Linked DNA regions of Homo sapiens: region 2 is linked to region 1. The links are chromatin loops, found by intact Hi-C in ENCODE. Cell type or tissue: heart right ventricle. All regions are shown on one strand.

Region 1 (8,000 bases):
TCTAACATACAGGTAACTGAAGTCCTAGAAGTATAGAGAAAGAGACAGAAGCAATATCTAAAGAGATAATGGCTTAGGGTTTGAAAATTAATGAAGGATATCAATCTTCAGTTTCCAGAAACATTACAGATTTTAATTGGAATGTGTAAATTAAGGCAAAATACACTTAGGCATATCATAATGAAATAGCTCAAAACTAGGGAAAAAAAACTTAAAAGAAGCCAGAGGGAAAACAATGGATTACTTTCTAGGGAGAGATAATTAAGCTTAACTACTGACTTCTCAAACAATGAAGCAGAATAATCGTATCTTCAAAGTGGTCAAATAAAATAATGAGGTTGAAACTGGAAAAGTTCCCTTGTCCCCCTTGCAGGGCATGCGATGGGGGTGTAGCGCGCTTCTTCAGTGCCCCACTGCTCAAACCTCGAGGGGAGCGTATGGACGGACAGGCTGTAGGGCTCCAACCCCACAACAGTGTCTAGGAGTGAATATTTACAGCTCCTGAAGCCCCAGTGGGCGTGTGTTACAGGGTGATCTTTTAGTTTTGCCGTCTATAGGCGACTTGTGTTAACCAGCTCAATTAGTGCCTCTACTTGTCGCATGGACAGAGGGCTTTCTGTATCCCGGGTTCTCGCCTTGGTGTACCAGAAGAATCAGATCACATCTGAGCTTGGAGAATGGGTGCAAGGTTTTATTGAGTGGAAGTAGCTCTTAGCAGAAGCTGAAAGGGAAGTCAGAAGGGGATGGAGTGGGAAGGATTTTCCCTGGAATTGCACTGCTCACCAGCCCTGGGCTCTCCTCCAACTGCCCCAGCCAAACTCCACGTTGTTCAGCTTCACCAGCATGCTGGTTCCTGTCAGTGCCTTCCTCTGGATGTCCAGCTACCTGTGTGTCGCTCCCCTCCCCTCAACGTCCAGCCACCTGTGTGTCTGCCAGCTAGGGTCTCTGGGGTTTTTATAGGCACAGGATGGGGGCACGGCAGGCCAGGGTGGTCTTGAGAAATACAACATTTGGGCAGAAAATGCCTGTCCTCACCTAGGTCCGTGGGGGGTGGAGCCCTAGCCAGGGGCCACGCCCTCCTCTACCCAGCGCTTCCCTTCCCCTTTTCCATAGCATTTAAAGGGACCACATCCTTCTCTACCCAGCACTTCCATGTCAACATTAGGCTGGGCGTGGTGACTAACGCCTATAATCCCAGCACTCTGGGAGGCCAAGGTGGGCAGATCACTTGAGGTCAGGAGTTCGAGACCAGCCTGGCCAACATGGCGAAACCCCATCTGTGCTAAAACCCCGTCTCTACTAAAAATACAAAAATTACCTGGGCATGGTGGCGCATGCCTGTAGCCCCAGCTACTCAGGAGGCTGAGGCAGGAGAATTGCTTGAACCCGGGAGGCGGAGGTTGCAGTGAGCTGAGATGGCACTACTTCACTCCAGCCTGGGCAACACAGAGTGAGACTCTGTCTCAAAAAAGAAAAGGGAAGGGAAAGGAAGGGAGAAAGGAAGGGAGGGAGGGAAGAAGGGAAAGGAAAGGAAGAAGAGAAGAAGGGAATGGAAGGGAAAATAAAGAAAATAATGACATTGGCAGACAAACAAGATCTGAGAAAATTTGTTACCAAAAGATCTAAACTAAAGGAAATACTAATGGGTTTTTATCAGGTCAAAATAAAATGTTCTCAAGTGGAAGCTCAGAGATATAGAATGGATAAAATTCAACAAAAAGTATATATTGGTAAATCTAAATGAAAGTTAACTGCATGACACAAAAATAATAAAGCCTTCTGGGATTAAAAATATGTCAGAATTTAGGCCGGGCGCGGTGGCTCAGGCCTGTAATCCCAGCACTTTGGGAGGCCGAGGCCGGTGGATCACGAGGTCAGGAGATCGAGACCATCCTGGCTAACATGGTGAAACCCCGTCTCTACTAAAAATACAAAAAATTAGCCGGGCGTGGTGGCAGGCGCCTGTAGTCCCAGCTACTCGGGAGGCTGAGGCAGGAGAATGGCGTGAACCCCAGAGGCAGAGCTTGCAGTGAGCCAAGATCGTGCCACTGCACTTTAGTCTGGGCAACAGAGTGAAACTCTGTCTCAAAAAAAAAAAAAAAGTCAGAATTTAAATATATAAAATCTATAGTAAGTCAGAACTGGGGTAATCCAGGCATCATCTGAGAAAGGGGTATAAAAAAGGTTAGATTTGTAGTTGATTGAATAATTGGTCCCAAGTCTTAAGGCCTTGTAAGAGTTCTATTCCTCTGCACTCTTGCCATGGCTTTGTAGTGGATTGAGGGTGCTTCTTCACCCCTTGGTTCCAGGTTTCACCCTGTGCCTTGCTTCAGCTCATTGGATGTTAGAAGTGTGATATGAGCAGAAATTTAACTGTCCCACATTGTTTGGATTGCACTCTTGCACTTCTGTTGTGTCCGTGAGTACAATTTGTCCCCCCTAGCCATTGCCTTTTGAGCTTGGAGCTCAGGATGGCATGTATAAAGTAGATCTCAGCCCAGTCTGCATCTTGGATGCAAGATTAGCTAAGATTGGCCAAACTCCAACTGAACCACTGACCTGTGAGTGAGAAAAAATAAGTAAATGAGATTATAAACTACAGAGATGTTGAGGTTGTTTGTTATGTGAAAATAAGAAATTCAAAATCAAAGTGGTTGGAACTTTAAATTATTTTGAACCTTAAAGAAATGTGGTTATGAGGCCCAAGTCATACAACAGGCAGCTGTAACCTAGGCAGCTGTAACCTTTGTTCCTCTAATTATGGATTAGCTTTTTCTTTACCTACATTGTTTTATAAAATGTTGTAAAAGACTAAAGGATGCCAGAGAAGACCCTTTCTCTCTTAACTGTTGATCTTCATTATAGATTAGCTTCCTTCTTTCTTCTCTTACACAATGACCTCACAACTATCACATTGTCTAAAATAAAATGTTAAATATTCTCTTATACTCCTTTAAATTGGGAAAGAAAACAAGCTATAACTAATAAAGTTGCAGTAACTCATAAACTACCCTTGTATGAAAAATGTAATTCTGTTAAATTTCTTTGTTTGCTGCCTATATAAGTAAGACCATAACCTTTCAGCTTGGGATCACTGACCCCATTCCTTTGGGGTCTGTATTTCCGGATATTCATCCTCAACTTTGTGCTTGCATAAACTCTTAAACTGGATTCTGATGCTTTAAATTATTTCAGGTTGACATACTAGTGACCCAGATGGGACCTGAAGTTAGCTTCTGCCACTGACTCCTGCTGTTTTGCTAACAGATAGGTGGTACCAGTACAGACTGTTGCTGGAGTTTATGGGAGCCCTAAGTGAGACCCCTCTTGCATTTTGAATCTCCCTGGCTTAGATGAGATTCGTATATTGTTCAAATGACCTGATTCCATACTCAATGGGGCTGGAATTAAAGTTCTACTTTAAATCTTTAAGGTAGGAGTTTCATTTCTTATCTCTCGAGAGATTCTGTTGTTTGCAGGTTTACGGTTTCATTCTTTTTTAAGGTTAAGGTTTTGTTTGCCTTACTTGCTAAAGTTTGCAACCTTTTCTCTCATGCAAAATCTGGTTAAAGGAAAAGCAGTTTCCCTTTAATAAGATATGAATTTCTGTGGCTTAAGCAAAATTGTGACCTTAAACTAGCCAGGTTTTGAAGCTCAGTTCAATTTGGCACATTTAAATTCTTTTTTTGAGTGACCAAAAATTTATAAAAGACCTTTATTGGCTGGGCACAGTGGCTCACTCCTGTAATCTTAGCACTTTGGGAGGCCGACGCTGGAGGATCACTTGAGACCAGGAGTTCGAGACCAGCATGGGCAACATAGTGAGACCCTGTCTCTGCAAAAAAATAAAATAAATAAAAATAAAAAAAAAATAATTAATTAAAAAAAAATCTTTATGAGAATGTGATAAGTCCTGAAGGCAACGTACACTGTTCATCCTGACCAAAAGGCACCTTAGGTGACTGAGGTCTTGTAGGAGTGCCAGAGATTATCACTTGTGATGAGAAATGGTCACACAGGGGATCCCCAAAGAAGAACATACAGGGAAATTTGCTTAAATTCAGTAAATATATATAAGGTACTGATGTCCCAGTGCCTTAAGCTCCCAGAATTTCTGGGTTTCACTGAGACACATAAGAGGAAAGAACTGATCCAAGGGTAACACACGGGGGAGCTATTCCCATAAATAATACATTTGATCCAAAACATCTTTCCCTTTCACTTAAGAGGAGAATACAAATTATAGGCGATCAGCTATCTAAAATAGAGTCCTCCTTGTGGAGAGGTCCATCTTTAGAGACTCCAGCTGGATACCTGTACAGTACTTACGGTTTTACTTCTTGTCATTATTTAGAAAAATTGTCTCTTGAAGAACTCACGAAGAACCAAAATTGCAATGGCCAAAGTAGGGTACTTTGAAATGCCTAAACTAAATTATTTGTGTGCTCAATTAGAAAAATCCGGTTCTGGCCGGGCACCGTGGCTCACGCCTGTAATCCCAGCACTTTGGGAGGCCGAGGCGGGCGGATCACCTGAGGTCAGGAGTTCGGGACCAGCATAACCAACATGCAGAAACCCCATCTCTACTAAAAATAAAAAAAAATTAGCCGGGTGCGGTGGCACATGCCTTTATTCCCAGCTACTCAGGAGGCTGAGGCAGGAGAATCGCTTGAACCCAGGAGGCGGAGCTTGCGGTGAGCTGAGATTAGGCGTCATTGCACTCCAGCCTGGGCAACAACAGCGAAACTCCGTCTCAAAAAAAAGAAAATAAAAAAGAAAAAGAAAAATCGGGTTCTAGGATAAAATAGAATAATTGGGAGATTTATTTTTAGAGGTATTTAGAAGCATCCAGAAGAGGTTCTGATAAAGTTACTTCACTGCAGGAGGAAAATAAAAGATTGCCTAAAGGCTGGGCACGGTGGCTCACGCCTGTAATCCCAGCACTTTGGGAGGCCGAGGCAGGCGGATCACAAGGTCAGGAGATCAAGACCATCCTGGCTAACACGGTGAAACCCCCATCTCTACTAAAAAAATACAAAAAAAAAAAAAAAAAAATTAGCTGGACGTGGTGGCAGGCGCCTGTAGTCCCAGCTACTCGGGAGGCTGAGGCAGGAGAATGGCGTGAACATCGGAGGAGGAGCTTGCAGTGAGCCGAGATCGCACCACTGCACTCCAGCCTGGGCGACAGAGCAAGACTCCATCTCAAAAAAAAAAACCAAACAAACAAAAGGTAGTCAACTGGCATAAAATATAACCATATATACAAAATCCAGAGTCAGTTATGTTATACTTTGAAAGATGTAAAAAGACTTTTAGACAATATTCAGGCTTATGTGAGGTGAGTGATGCTAATCATAAAAATGATACTTTCCTGGGCTGGGTGCCGTGGCTCACACCTGTAATGCCAGCACTTTGGGAGGCCGAGGTGGGTGGATCACCTGAGGTCAGGAGTTCGAGACCAGCCTGACCAATATGGTAAAACCTCGTCTCTACTAAAAATACAAAAATTAGCCAGGCGTGGTGGCATGCACCTGTAATCCCAGCTACTTGGGAGGCTGAGGCAGAAGAATCACTTGAACCCAGGAGGTGGAGGTTGCAGTGAGCCAAGTTGCGCCATTGCCTCCACCCTAGGCGACAGAGGGAGACTCTATCTCAAAAAAAGAAAAAGAAAAGATACTTTCCTCAACTCCAACTTTATGAATGTTCTAGATAAAGAATTCACTCTAATAGTAAAGAGACAGTGCCTTAGTTGGGCCACTTCTCAAACCCATGATTTGATTAATCTTGCTGACGGGTCGTTGTGTACTTTAAAGAAGAAAAAGATAAAGAGGCCATACCAAAGAATAAAGTGAGTAAAGTTATGAATTTGCAACTAAAACAAGTATCCACCAAGTGTAGACAGTCAAAATACCCCAATAAACCTTTGAACAGGTCTAATCCTTCAATCTGTAATAACTACAATAAAACTGGCCACTTTCCAAAAAAGATTACTGAAAACTAAAACAGAAGGAATGACAACAGATGAAGGAGGAAAATACGGAATAGAGGTGCTCCAAGAAATTTAAAGGGAGCTTTCCTTTTCTGCTTACTAATATTCTGGGAAAAATAGAATTTATTTATTTATTTATTTATTTGAGAGGAGTCTTCGCTCTGTCTCCCAGGGAGTGCAGTGGTGTAATCTCGGGCTACTGCAACCTCCACTTCCTGGGTTCAAGCAATTCTACTGACTCAGCCTCCTGAGTAGCTGGGATTACAAGCATGTGCCACCATGTCCAGCTAATTTTTGTATTTTTCGTAGAGGTGGGTTTTCACCATGTTGGTCAGGCTGATCTCAAACTCATGGCCTCATGATCGGTTTGCCTTAGCCTCTCAAAGTGCTGTGATTACAGGTGTGAGCCACCATGCCCGGCCTCAATAGAAATTATTTTAAGTAAAGAACAATACCAAGTCCTTGTTGATACTGAGCAACATTATCTGTAATAAATCTAACCTTATCACAAAGTCGGGGTAAACATTTCTGAGGGTAAACACTCGGTCTAAATGGTAGGTGTCACAAATACTTCCATATCAGCACACAAGTCTCACCCTGCAACTTCTCAACTAGGTATCTTACAAGGGAATCATGTTTTCCTTTTGGTTCCATCAGCCCCCATCCATCTGATAGGAAGAGACTTCTTAAAACTATATAATGCCTATATTTCTTTCTCCCAGAAGTGGGAAATATATTTAGAATTAGATGGTATGGATGACACAACAGAATTAACAGACACAAGCAAAAAATTTTTAAAAATTTAATCCAGTTACTATCCATCTCACCATTGAGGACACTGAATTATTAAGCAATGAAGAATTAGAAAACCTACTAAAGGTAGTACTTGATTGATTGTGGTCAAAGTCCTTCACTGATACAGAAACTATTGTTTCAGCTACTTCAATAACATCTCATAATATTCATCAAAACCCCTTCCAAATATCAGATACTATCCCACGATAACCTTAGGAGGGGTAAAACCTATGATTTCAGATTATATAAAAAGAGGACTGATCAGGCTGGGCACGGTGGCTCACACCTGTAATCCCAGCACTTTGGGAGGCTGAGGCAGGCAGTTAGTCTGAGGTCAGGAGTTTGAGACCAGCCTGGCCAATGTGGCAAAACCCCATCTCTACTAAAAATACAAAAAAAAAAAAAATTAGCCAGGTGTGGTGGCATACACCTGTAGTCCCAGCTACTTGGGAGGCTAAGGCAGGAGAATCACTTGAACCCGGGATGCAGAGATTGCAGTGAGCCAAGATTGCGCCACTGCACTCCAGCCTAGTGACAGAGTGAGACTCCACCTAAAAAAAAAAGAAAAAAGAAAGAAAAAGAAAGAAAGAAAAAAAAGGACTGATCATTCTCTATACAAGCCCTCATAATACACCAATTCCCCGTTAAGAAAACCAAATGGTAGAGGATGGAGACTTGTACAGAATTTGATAGCAATAAACGACATAATTCCACAGCATCCGGTAGTGCCTAATCCTCACACATTGCTCATATCTATTCCATTGAATGCAGAATTTATTATTTTGTGTGTGCGTGTATCGGAGTCTCGCTTTGTTGCCAGGCTGGAGTGCAGTGGTGTGATCTCGGCTCACTGCAACCTCTGCTTCTTGGGTTCAAGTGATTCTCCTGCCTCAGCCTCCTGAGTAGCTGGGACTACAGACATGCGCCATCATGCCCAGCTAATTTTTGTATTTTTAGTAGGGATGGTTTCAGCATGTTGGCCAGGATGGTCTTGATCTCTTGACCTCGTGATCTGCCTGCCTTGGCCTCCTAAATTGCTGGGATTACAGGTGTGAGCCACCATGAATGCAGAACTTTTTACAGTCATAGATTTATGCAGTGCATTCTTTAGCATTCCTATAGATAAAACTGGCCAATTTCTCTTTGCCTTTACTTGGGAAGACAGACAATATACTTGGACATTCATGCTCCAGGATACACTGAAAGCCTCACTTAC
Region 2 (8,000 bases), 53 kb after region 1:
TGAGCCACTGTGCCCGGCGATACAGCTGATTTTAAAAAGAGAGGATATTACATCTCTCAGATGATGGGGAAAATGAAAGGGAAGAAATAATCAAATAGGAAAACCGAAGAAAATCACTGGTCTCTGTCTCTGTTTCTACAGAATGAATGAGCTTTCTGAATCTTCAAAACACCAAGATAGGATCCCAAAGTACTTACAAAGCAATGGAAATTAGATTTACAATAGATTTTTTTAGCAATAACACTGGATGCAAAGTCTATGGAACAATGCCTTCAGGGACTTAAGGGGATTTGACTTTGAACCCAGGATTCAAAGTACCTAGTCAATTAAGGTACACCACAGTCAAATTTAAGAATGGAATAAAAAATTAGGCCTCTGTACACACCAAGGCCTGTGAGGGCTGACCCTCTGGCCTTTTGATGTCAACTCCTTTCACCCTTCTGCTACCATCCCGTTGGGCTGTTCCTTTTAAACTCCAAGCTCTCCCACCTCAGGCCTTTGCACTTTCCCTCTGCCTGGATGTTCTTCTCCCAAATATATGCATGGTTTCATCCCTCACCTTTTCTGGTCTCTGCTTATCTGTTTGTTTGGCCTTTCCTTTTTCTTTTCTTTTTTTTTTTTTGAGACGGAGTCTCGCTCTATTGCCCAGACTGGAGTGCAGTGGCGCGATCTTGGCTCACTGAAAGCTTAGCCTGGCCTTTCTTAATTGCCCAGCATGAAATAGCAGCCTGCCAGTATTCTATATCTCCCTGCCCTTTTAATTTTTTTCCCATGGCATCCATCACCACTCAAGACACTACAGATACCTCTTCTCATTTGCTTAGTCTGTCTCTCTCCATAAGAAAGCAGATCCATGAATGCAGGGACTCAGTCTGCCTTATTCACTGCTGCCTGCCCCATTCACTGCTGCCTGCCCTATGCCTATAACATGCCTGGCCAGGGGAGGTGCCCCATCAGTAATTGCTCAATGATTGAATGAAGCTGTGAGCTAACTCTTAGATCCATACCTTCTCCCATCCCCCACCAACCTGTTACCTTCTTGATTTAATGAATGGTTCTGGCATCCATTTTTTGCAGCTGAACCTGGAGGTGCCACATGTTCATTATGCTTTTTCCTTCCACATCCAACCACCCATCAAATCTTATTGGTTCTGCCTCCAAAATACATCTTGAATCTGTCTCCTTTCCCCTCTCCATGGCCACCACACTGATCCAAGTCACCTTCATCTCTTCCTGGGACTGTTACAGAAGATACTCCCTGACTGTTTTTCTATTTTAGTTCATGACACCTCTGTGCCAACTCTGCCAAGAAGAAAACGCTAGCTCCTGTAAAGGTCTCTGTGGTCCACCTCCTGCCTCATTTCACACCACCCTCTCCTTTTGCCTTCTATGTGCCAGCCACAGTGGCTCCAAACAGATCAAGCACTCCTTGCTTTTACTCTCACTTCTACTAGGAAACACTTTCTCCAGGTCTCTGTATGGCTGTCTCACTCTTCTCCTTGGGTTTCATCCGCAGTGTCCTCTCACAAGGCCTTCCTGGTCACTCCTTCCCAGGCACTCTCATCTGAAGACCCTGCTTACTTCCTTCTTAGTCTGAATCTAGTCTGAAAATATTTTGTTGACCTAACTGCCTCCCTGTTTATGTGTGCATCCCTACCAGACCGAGCTCCACGAAGGCAGGGAAGTACCTTCCGTCTTTTGTCTTCACAACCAAGCCCAGAGCCCCTGCAGGCAGCCTCCCTCAGCACAGGCACGTGGCGGAGCACTCCGTGGCTCCTGATGTCCAGGGCCCAGCTCCTGCCAGGTTGTGGAGGGCCGTCGGCATGTCACCCTCTCACTGATGCTGGGACCTGAGGCTGGGTGCTGGAGAAGTCTAACGGGACACAATTTCAAAGCACTTTGGCTTATTTAAAAAATCTCCACCTTCATGTTTCAAGAAAGAATTCTTGCAGCAACAATGAAAGAAGCACCTACCACTACTGTTGACTCCCACTGGCTTCCAGTGGAGTAGTGAACCGGACCCAGTAAGTCCTTGCATATTTCTCGAAGTCGGTATTCAAACCCTAATTACAGAAAAACAAACAAACAACAACAACAAAAAACAAAACAGAAATAGGAACACATTACAAAAAGAAATAAAATCAAGAATATGTTGTTGTGTCTATCAAATCAGAATAAACACATGCGTATTTTATTGCCTACTATGGGCAAGACGCCCCTGCATGTCTCTCAGCGGGGGGCACTGAGACCCATAATCACAGATTTTCACTCACTTGCTCACTCCCCTGACATCTGTAGTGCCTCCTCTGTGTGTTGGGCCCAGAGGAAAAACGAGATATGGCCAGTTCTGTGATAAACTCCTTAAGGTGATGGGAAGATATGGGAAATTGTGGGCTGGTGAGATCTGTCTTTGAGAAGATGCGCTGGCAGCTGGTGTTGAGGGGAGGTCAGGAGGGTGGGACGGCCAGCCCGCAGGAGGTAAGAGATGGCAAAGGCATGACTGAAGAGGGGCAACTGAGTGGAGGGGGCATAGGTCCATTAACTCAAGGGTTATGGGCACCACCCAGTAGGGCTGCTAGAAAGGCTGGAGGTAGAGTGTCGGGGTTTGTCAGCACTTGGGGCAGCTAAAGCAATAGGGAATGGATTAAACTGTCCAAAGAAAAGGGTGGAGTAAGAGAGATGAAACTGGAATCTGAGGAATTTTGGAAGTGAATGGGGTCCACTTTTATACTAGATTCCTCCTTTTACAGCCAAGGAAACAAGGGACAGAATGGAGGGTGGGTAACTGGTGTATGGACACTAGAACAGGCAGGTGGAAGATGGAGAAAGAGAAGCAAGCAGCAGAAGTCATCCCAAGATGGGTGGCGGGGCGGAGAGGAGGTGGGGACTTGATGCAGGGCATCAGAGCAAGTCCCAGTCAACACCCAGGATGAAGCAAACCAGAGTGGAGTAAGAGGAGGGGCTCCCAGGGAAGACGTGACTAGAGCACCACAGGAGAGGTATGAGAGCCTGGGAAGGCTGAGTATTCAGAAAAGCTGGGGACCACACATAATGGCAACCACATAGACCTGGTGGGAAGAGTAAACATCAAATTCATCATCGTGGTCTGCAGGGAGGGAGGGGAGGCTTCAAGTTGATCAGTAATATTTGCTGTCGTTTACAAGTGTATGTACACACACACACACATACACTCGTATTTACACAGCCAGAGGCACATGTGACATGTTAGTTCTGGGAATTACATCCGTGAAGGTCTGATTATGATTTTCTCTGTCTTTTCTGTACTTAAATTTTTTTCTAAATTATAATCAAAATGGGGAGGGTGATGACAAAAATAAAGCAAAAAGCCCAGGAAGCTGCACAGAGAGAGCTCTGGGAGGGCCTGCCCCATGCCGCACCCTGAAGGCTGCACTCAAGTGGGAGGAAAAGTTGGTAAGGCTATTGGAGTCACTGTGAGGACAGTGCAGCCACCTCTTCCAGCACACCTGGCTTTCTGCAAGGGAGGCAGCAGAGTGAGAGCTCTGGCGGGAAGTGCCAGAAATGGAGGGCCTCAGTAAGTGCAGGACATCAGGCAAGCCTGTCCAGGGCAGGAAGGGCTGGGAGGAGGAAGAGAACCACTGCTACAAGATGCCCTCACTGATTAGCAGCACTGCCAAGTTGTGGTGCAGGGCAGGAGCCAGAACATAGAATCTGCTCCTTCAGACCATGTCTTTCCACCCAGGCATCTATTCCTCCGTCCTGCTGCCTGTCCTGCTGCTTCTCTGCGGGAACACCCTCAGGGTCACTCTATTCAGAGCCTCAGAGCCTATAAGGGGCTGGGTGCCTGCTGAGCTGCCTTGACTGCAGCTCAGGCTGGGAGGTAGAGGCTGCTGGGCCATCACATCTTTTCCCTGATTTCACAGGGACTAAGTGAGGCCTGGGAGGATGGAGGGGCAGAAGGAGAAGGCTGCTCAGGGCTGCCAGGAGCCTCACCTTCGTTTACGAGGTACCGTGCGTAGACGAGGAGCCAATGGCGGTACTCGTGGCTGGACTGCAGGGTGAGTGCTGCTGCCACCTGGTTCTCTAGGTAGGCCAGGGTGGTCTCTTGCTGCACCACATGAGGCACGGAGAAGAGCCGGGCAGCCTGCCTTCCCGAGCTGCAGAGACCAGGAGAGTTTCCATGATGGGGCAGCAGGCACTACACAGAGTCAGGAACTGCCCCCGTGTGCAACAGGCAAGGAGCTGGCAGGAGGCAGGCACCAGGGCTGCCAAGGCCTCCCGTCCACTAGCCAGTCTGTTGGCAGATGCCAGATCTGTTGTCTGCCCATCCCCACGCCCCAGCCATGTGCCTCCTGGCACCCTTGGGGTATCTCACCCAGCACCTGCCATCTGGGCCCCTGAAGTGACAGGGCCAGTGATTGCTGCCCCCAACCCCAAGATATTACCTGATGCAGGACCACTACCCTCAGCACCCCTAGTCCGTCCTGCCCAGCCTGCCTGTGCTGACCAGCACCTGGGGCACAGGGGAAGGGCAGGTGGAGACCAGGCCTGGGCAGGGACTGTGCGTGCACTGACCCAGGCACTTCCCCAGGGCAGGACTAAGGACAGTGGCCATGGCATTCAGGTCACGTACTTGGAGGTGCGGCCCTGGATTATGGCTAACGGTCCTGAGCACAGCATGGCGTCCTGGGATGGCAGGCTGCTCCTAAAGTCTGCACACTGAGCCAGTGAGTCCTGCTTGTCAGAAACCAGGTTCCTGGGGAGGCAAAGGCAGGAGCAGAGCTCAGGAAAACCAAGAGATCTGGTTGGCCTCTTTGCCAACCAGAGAAGGCTGGCAAAGAGGCCACAGAGAAGCAGCCCCTGCCGACACAGAAAGCCAGTAGAGGCTGAGCGCCCCTGCACTTCCGCACAGGCGCCTATCACTGACAGGTTTCATGGTAATGGGTCTGATAGATCACTGTTCCAAAGGAAAAATGAGTGAAGTGAAGGCTGTGGATAGGGCCCTTGCTGGGAACACTTCAGCTCCATATGTTGGTTCCTGATGACTGCAGGCCTCTGTGTGCAGTGTGCTCTGATGCTCAGCTCAAACACTGCCATGGTCTGCCCACAGGGCCACATGGCCTGGGCCCTGTAGCTAGCGAGCAATGCCAGGCCTCTACCTGCCTGTATTTCTACAACTATCCCAGACTGGCAGTCCTTCCACCTTCTCTGGACCCTTCTCATCCTTGTGAAGAAGACTCTTCACACACTTTTAGAACAGCTAGATGTCTTTGTAAATGTGTCCAAAATACAAAGATGCCTACAGAGAGTCAATATTTCTCTTCTTAAATAATCAGCTTATTTCCATTATTACAGCAATCATATATAATAGACAACATTTTGCAATTTGGGGGAGCAGGCAGTGGAGATTTTTTTTTTCCTTTGAGACAGGGTCTTACTCTGCTGCCCAGGCTGAAGTGCAGTAGTGTGATTACAGCTCACTGCAGCCTCGACCTCCTGGGCTCAAGGGATCTCCTGCTTCAGCTTCCCAAGGAGCTGGGACTACAGATGTGTGCCACTGCACCTGGCTTATTTAAAATTTTTTTTTTTTGGTAGAGACAGGGTCTCACTATGTTGCCCAAGCTGGTCTCAAACTCATGGGATCAAGCAATCCTCTCAGCCTCCCACAGCGCTGGGATTACAGGTGTGAGCCATCGCACCCAGCAGATTTTTTTTTTCCAAATTCAAGAAAGAAGTCTCAGTGTGAATGTAGACTTCTGCATGGCAGTTCTTAACAGAAAAGGGGCTAGGAGGTAGCAAGCTTTGGTTCTTAAGGACCAAAGGTATAGACAGAAGAAAAGAACTTGGAGTGGCTGGAACACAACGTACATAATTCACGTGTCTGGGTTAAGAGCTCTGATGTATAAATTATTTTGCAAGTACAAAAAAGGGCTCCAAATTCCTGAGTGGACAGAGGAAAAGTACAGACCATCATGCCTGGGTAAGTGGATAAGCATCCTTACTAATTCACTGAGGAAGTCTGAAGTGCTTACTAAGCTCACAGAAATTGACTAGTCCTGTTAAGGCTCCTGTAAAGCCCACTAACCTATGCTCATGGTGGCTAAGGGGGCCACAGCAAAAACCATAAAAATTTTGGGGCTTTTTCAAAAAGTGCCTCCTGAAAATAATGCAGGAGGACAGTGCTCCTGCACACAGGCTCTGAGGGCAGAGGCCATAGGCTGCAGTGTCCTGCTGGGACAGGGGAGCATGCACAGATAGTCAATGCAGCCTGCACTCCAGGGCCTGACTCTCAGGAAAAGCAGGGCTAGGCAGCCCTGTAGGCCACGACCCTTTGCTCTGCTGTCTAGAGCAGACAGACACTCTTCCAGGGAATAGGACTGGGGGTCAGCTTGCTTACCATGTGGAAAGTGACGGATTAAAGCAGTACGCCTTCCCATCGGACAGGTTCATTACTGGGATTCCATGCTGCGTCAGCAAGATCTGTGATACCGTCATATCACTTCCTGAGGACAGCATGGGAATGAGTTCTGGGTGTGCTCTGATCAGCAAGTGTTTTCAAACATATCAAAGGAGAAATCTGTACTCTAGGCTCCCACAGTCCCAGCAGCAAATGCATCAACACTGCCTTGGCAAATAGGGAGGGCAAGCCATTCTCCTTGCCACACACCAGGCTTTTGTCACCTCTTGGGGACCCATTCAAACATGCCCCCAAAAAGTGTGTGTCTCCTGCAGCGTAACCACACCTCCTGCCTCACTGAGAGCCCTGGGCTGAGGCCAGAGCCTGGCTCTCTGAGCGGGGCCCTTCTGCAGCATCAGACATGAACTTGGGCCCCCAAAAGAGTAGGGACAGCCTGTTGCCTGCATTACCTGCCAGGATGGAGTGTAGAGACTCTTCTTTCACCACAACCACCTGTCTGTGAACATCCCTAGGAGGGAGACAGGGAACAGTTTACTCACCAACCCAGGTAAACACATCAGAGTGTGCCTTGGCTGCTCAGACACCCTGGCCCTACTGCATGCGACCCTAACCCTGGCCTCTCCTAGTGAGAGGGGCTCTGGGCTACGAGTGGCTTCTGCTCTCCATGTGCCACTACACTCCCTCTGCATTAAGGCTGCAGCACAAAGCCCAGGCAACAGAGCCATGGGGAACCCTCAGCGCCCACACCACTTTGGGGGAAGCCAGGCCACAGCAGCCACATCAGGAACATGGCCACATTCTGCCAGCTAAGACTCCATTTCTGATGAATCTTGCATAGGACCCTGGCAGTGCAACTGGTCGCATGGGCTGCTCCAGTAAGGAAATAATCGAGCAGGCAAGCTGCCTCCATCCCCCTTGCACACTACCCCTCAGCCCTCAGCCTACCCAGGGCACCCAACACAAGCAATATCACTAACTGCTCAGGGCCTCTTCTGGGGCCTGATGGCCAGCCTTGTCCACTGCCTTCCCTGCCCCTGCAGTGAGGTGGGGCCTACACAGCCCTGTCCTGCCCTGGCTGAAGCCCACCCCACCCTGTGCCTGCCTCTCACCAGACAGAGAGTGTGGCTGCAGCGGTGAGCGCCATGACGTAGGAGCCTGTGCAATGCAAAGTAGAGATCGGGGATGGCAGGAGGATGGGAGAGAGGAGACGGCGACCACAGGTGGAGAACACTGACAGCATCCTTTTTTCACAGGCGACACACACCACGTCACTGAGAAGGCAGAGTGGGGGCAGGTGTCATGGGGGCTGAGTGCTGCAGCCAAGACAGTAGCCCTGGAAGTGTGGGCCTTCCCTCTGCCTGGGCCCAACAAGGGCCTCCCCTGAGCAGGTACAGCCAGAAGGGAAGGTGGATTGGGTCAGGGTAGGGCTGGTGGGGCTGTTGGAGCCTCCCTGAGATCTTGGATGAAAGAGGCTTCTGTCCTATTTCCACAGGCTGCCTGCGCTTTCCTGAGCTCATGCTGATGCTGACCAAGGGGTGTGGGGGCTTTGGAGAGCCAATGCCTCTGATGATCACCCAGGAAACATGCCTTGCTCATCAGATAA

Evidence for each region. Peaks named below come from ENCODE experiments on the same cell type or tissue, not always from the same donor. Only the 100,000 strongest peaks of a DNase experiment are listed, where the experiment ranks them.
Region 2: a loop joins it to region 1, with 3 times the contacts of the local background. A loop is called at or near these places in 6 of 110 quality-filtered maps.

The regions. Positions count from the first base shown.
Region 1 is chr22:19,296,018-19,304,017 of GRCh38, forward strand. All of the region lies in intron 1 of LOC105372859 (a long non-coding RNA gene), which reads left to right. Among named protein-coding and RNA genes, the nearest start is that of CLTCL1, 8.3 kb to the left of the region's middle. RefSeq lists enhancers at 539-1,040, 1,041-1,540. In heart right ventricle, a CTCF peak has its summit at 4,137; no DNase peak of the experiment used is centred here.
Region 2 is chr22:19,349,384-19,357,383 of GRCh38, forward strand. It overlaps HIRA (histone cell cycle regulator), which reads right to left. Exons shown (of 25, transcript NM_003325.4): 19 at 7,507-7,668; 20 at 6,847-6,905; 21 at 6,377-6,482; 22 at 4,613-4,735; 23 at 3,973-4,136; 24 at 1,975-2,063. It overlaps LOC105372859 (a long non-coding RNA gene), which reads left to right. Exons shown (of 6, transcript XR_938002.3): 6 at 1,661-2,169. Among named protein-coding and RNA genes, the nearest start is that of CLTCL1, 62 kb to the left of the region's middle. In heart right ventricle, no CTCF peak of the experiment used is centred here; DNase peaks (open chromatin) are centred at 4,268 and 7,588.